Regions from separate parts of the Homo sapiens genome. Here region 2 is linked to region 1. Evidence: chromatin loops called from intact Hi-C (ENCODE). Cell type or tissue: K562. All regions are shown on one strand. Region 1 overlaps THSD4 (thrombospondin type 1 domain containing 4). Region 2 overlaps LRRC49 (leucine rich repeat containing 49).

What was found. Peaks named below come from ENCODE experiments on the same cell type or tissue, not always from the same donor. Only the 100,000 strongest peaks of a DNase experiment are listed, where the experiment ranks them.
Region 2: a loop joins it to region 1, with 3 times the contacts of the local background. A loop is called at or near these places in 51 of 110 quality-filtered maps.

What each region holds. Positions count from the first base shown.
Region 1 is chr15:71,447,612-71,450,111 of GRCh38, reverse strand. The region is part of intron 7 of THSD4 (thrombospondin type 1 domain containing 4); the gene reads right to left. Among named protein-coding and RNA genes, the nearest start is that of THSD4-AS2, 240 kb to the left of the region's middle. In K562, a CTCF peak has its summit at 1,328 (motif pointing left); no DNase peak of the experiment used is centred here.
Region 2 is chr15:71,010,130-71,012,629 of GRCh38, reverse strand. All of the region lies in intron 13 of LRRC49 (leucine rich repeat containing 49), which reads right to left. Among named protein-coding and RNA genes, the nearest start is that of THSD4, 100 kb to the left of the region's middle. In K562, a CTCF peak has its summit at 939 (motif pointing left); no DNase peak of the experiment used is centred here.

The DNA.
Region 1 (2,500 bases):
TTTATATATTTGTCCCACACAATCCCTCCTTCCCTTGTTCCTTCGTTTGCACATCACAACTCCTATGGCCATCCGTGTCCACCCTGGACAGCTGCCCTAGGCCAGAGTCCCAATCCACCTCTTTGCATTGTCATAGGACCTTAATATGGGAAGTAGTTTCTTTTCCTACTTTTAATCCTAAGTAGTTTTTTGTTCCTGTCTACAAATTCTATCATGAATTTGTGGTAAAAGCTACCCAAGGAACTAGGTGGATAACAATTGGTATTAAGATGACTGCTTTTCATTTTCTAGTAGTTGGGCCTGCATATTGGGTATAAATCAATTTTCTCCCAATTAAATCTACTTACTTCTCAAACGCTATTTTCACTTGAACTGTTAAATTTTACTTCTCATTTTGCTCCCAACACTTTACAACCCAGGCTAAAGTGACTATAAAATGTCTACACAGGATGGGGACAACCGATTATCATCATTGTCCTGTGTGACTTTCATGTCTTTAGATTACATGGTAATAAAAATAACAGCTGATTGTATTTTTAGTACTTACAGAGTAGCAGGCACTGTAAGTACTACACAGAATTATCTCCATCTTCACAATGACTCTGTGAAGTAGGTTTTATTATCACCTCCATATTTTCTGAGGCGCAGAGAGGTTAATTAACCTGCCCAAGACCACACAATAGTTAGTAGGTGATGGAACCCAGACAGCAACCCAAGTCTGACTCCAAAGCTCATGTTCTTCACCAGTGTCTGAAATGCCACATAGAAACAGTATCAATGTACCCCCAAATAATGTGTTCAGTGGAACAAGAGTTTTAAACCAGAAGTACTGAATAATAGTGTATGTGTTTATGTCGACAAGAGCAGTTTAAAAGCCCTAATTACTAACTCAAATCAACATATAAGCCTTTTCCATCTGAATATCAAAGTCCTGATGTGGCAACTGAGTGTCCTCTGTGATCACCATCTCAAGGAATGTGGCCAAGGAGAATAGGTTTCCCTTGACCCTCTGGGGCAGTGACCAGGTCGCCCGCTGGTCAGACAGGCACACTGGTAAGGCTGGCCAGTCCATTTTCTGGTTTGCCCACTTTGGCTGCTGTGAGGGAGAATGAACAGAAGGCAAGGGGGTTTGTATGTACTCATGAAATGTGTTTACAGCCAGTCCCCAGTTTTCACCACTTCTCCTTTGACCAATCTATTCACCCAGCCATGCCTGGGAGCCACCTATATTTAACTTTTCACCACCCTGACTGAAGAATTTGTCAGTTTCTACCAGGCAGTTAATATTATCAGTGACTGGTTTCCCAATCAATGCATGAGTGCCATCTAGAGTTAATGGAGGTAACTGCAGCCACAGTGGACAAATCATTCCTTCCTACATCTTCCTAAAAGTCCCTGCAGAGAAAGCAGGAAGGACTGCATTAAGATCATTACAGGACTCAGGGATGGATACCCCATTCTCCATGATGTGCTTGCTTCACGTTGCATGTCTGTATCAAAACATCTCATGTACCCCATAATATACCTACTATGTATCCACAAAAATCAATAATTTAAATTTAAATTTAAAAGAATCATTACATGACTCCATACTAGGCATTACTTACAGCAAACCACGCAAATACGGTTTCTGTTTCTGAAGACTTTGTTATGTAAGGCTGGAAAAAGAAGTTAATACATCTAATATCTATTACCTCAAGATCAAATTATGAAATGCCCCCAAATGTTAAGGGAGTTAGACTTGAGATAAGGACCGGTTGTTTCCTAAGCAGTCTCTGCCACCAAAATATTTGATTTTGCCTTGGGCAAATGACATTTCTCTGGGCGTCAGTCTTCTCAACATTGTCTTCTTAATATTCTCAATGAGGATGTGGACAATATGATACAAGTCATTCTTACAAGGCCCATTTCTAGTATATAATACAAGACTTCCACATAACAACTTTTAATGGCTGCTATTGTTTCAAGCAGGCAGACAGAACAAGAAATAGAGTAAATCTTCTTGTGACCCTAACAGAACCCTGACAATGTTTGTTTTGGCATTGTCCCGTAAAACCAGATCTGTGCCTGGCTCATGGGATATAACCAGAAGTCAAGTAAGCAGAGCTGCCGAGAAAGCTACTGTTTACCAGAGGAAAAGCCACAGATTCAATTGACAAGTAACCTGTACCTTTAGTCCTTCTTTTTGCCTGGAACATGGACTCAGGAGGTGGAAGAGCCAGGATGTGTTCATGAGAACATGCAGTGACATGCCAAGGAGAGCAGAACAAGACTCTAGAAGGCTCCCAAGCCTGTGATGAATTGTAAGTGCATGTTTATTAGCCCAGGACCTCTTCCTCTGGAGTTGTTCCATGAGAAAAACAGTATCTCTTTTGGTTAAACCACTCTAGGGTTTCTGTGGCAAGGAGAATGTCATCGCTAATTGACACAACTCAGGTTTTGTCTTTTATTTTTATATTCAACAAATATTAGCACATATGCCTGTAGCTATGTGCCAGTA
Region 2 (2,500 bases), 440 kb after region 1:
AAATGAAGACGTATAATTGTGGTTCATGATGATGGAAGCTGATTGGAGGTGATGAGTCAGCTCTGATTTAGAAGCTGTCTTTCCTGAGAATTACACTTGAGGTACCTTCAATTTTTAGTATTTTTTTTTTTCAGAAATCCTATAGCTTCTTGGATTAGAATGATTTAGAGGAAAAAATTCCCAAGTATCAATGGGATAGATTCATTTTAATAATGTGTCAAAGGTAAGCCAAGGTGTTGGTCATACCTTGCTCCTATAGGGATAATTTTGTCCCTTCCTGAGAGATGGAACTTTCACTGAATTAGCAAGGATGCTCCTGTTCATTCTATCAGTCTTTCTCCCCAAAAAGAATAACTTGTCACAAGTATACCCTATGAGGACCCATTCTTACATTAACCAAGAAAGTACTAAAAGCTGAAAGCAGTACCTGTATTACTATCTGGGGATATTTTCTTTAATATAAAATAGGGTTGCTTACATTTTAAATACTGTTTTTTTGTCTATATATAATTCAATGATCCCAGCCAAGAGCCATTTTGCCCCCTACAGAACAACTGGCAATGTCTGGAGACATGTTTAGTTATTTCTGGACATTACGGGCATCTAGTGGGTAGAGACCAGGGTTGCTGTTAAACATGTCACAATGCAGAGGACAGCCCCCACAACAAAGAATTATCTGGCTCAAAATGTCAACAGAGCCAAGGTTTAGAAACCCTGGTATAATTAAATTTTGGATCTTTTGAAAATTTGTTCCTGACACTATCTGTAATACTCTTCACAGGCATTTTCTTTAAAACAAACCAATAATTCACAAACATACCTATGAATCAGTGCAGGCTAACTCTCTTCCCTTCCCTGGATCTTCACAGTTAAGGAGACTTCAAATTCTTCCTTAGCTAATAACTAAGTAGTGTTTGGTCCAATATAGTCACCTAGTGGCCAATGCAGGCCACTACTCCATGTTTTCTTGATGCTATTAATTCAATTTAATTCTACCTCAAGCAATATCATTCTTTTTTATACACAGAGAAGTAAAAATGCAGTGTAACATTACTATCTAAGGTCAAGGACCTAACAAACAGGAATATATTTTAGGTATTTTAATAAAGTGTCAAATATCCCTGGCATTGAGATTTTCAGAAATTTAAATCAGAATAAATTATATTGGTTCTTTCTAATTCTTTCTAATTCTTCTCCACTTTATATAACTACACTATTCCTTCCTGATTCAAAGTTTGATAATAATGGGTATTATTCTAGTAATAATCCATATCTGGGTAAATACACCATTTAGGGTTAACTGAGGTAACGGTGTGTTACCTCAATTAAGGGAGACTCAGTCACCCACAGTAAAAATAACCATTCTATTTCCAGTCTGGGCTAACTTTGAAAACCTTTAGGACTAATTATTAGGTCCTTCCAGGGACTCACAACCTCACCTCGGGGGAAGTACCAAATAGTATACATGAGTACACAAGACTGAGCCAACCCTCTTGAGAACTAGCTGGAGAAATTAAAAGTCATCTGAAGATTCAGATTTACCCAACATCTTCAGCAGATGGCTGATTCTGAGGTTACAGAAATACCATGGTTGATGCAAATTTCATATAGCTGCTTGTACATTGATCCAGAGATGTACAGTCTCCTCATAGTATGCTGAATTTTTGGAGTTAAGTATCTACCTGTACTGTATCAGCTGCAGGGAAACACAGTTACTGTGCCAGAAAGTTGATTACAGTTAATCTTACAATAAAGAGGTCTTCTGAATTTCAAGAGATATTGTAATAAGACTAACAACATATTAAAGATGTTTTTTTTTTCCTCTGGAGGAGTGTTTAAATTTAGTAGAGGTGGAAGCATAGCTTCTCTCTTTCCTTCCAAATTAATATTTTAAAAGAACATGGCTTTTGAGTAGCTGGGGGATTACCTTGTGACAAGCTTAGCAGAATCAATCTAAAAATAACTTTTCACTAATAATTTTCCAGCTATTCAGCTCCAGACCTGAGTTACCCAATGTAGTCATGGCACAGTGGTTGCTACCAGCTATTAACAAAGCTTTCCAGACATTTACTTATACTTATTTTATTTTCTTTTTCTCTTATTTTCACTTTCTCTTATTTTATCTTTCTTCCTGGCTTATTTCTCCTTTTCATCTCTTCTTTTTGTAAGTCATCTTCTTCCTCCCCTTTTTTTTCCATTTTATTCTTCCCTTTCTCTACCACAATACCCTTATTAGTTGACATTTAGGTTTTACTTCCTTATCCCCTCTTGCATAGCAGGCAGTCTGCAAAGTACTTTGAGAAATACAAAGATCACATTACTTATAAAAGAGTTATTTTTTATTTTTATTTTTAACTGTCACCCCACCATTTTATTTCACTGAATGCTTACAAACAACAGTATAAGTATTTGCCATTTACTATAACCTGGTTACTATTTTATTTTTACAATTTATTTAGTTCTTTGGAAGTTTTAAAATAGATTCTTAGCCTTTTGACAT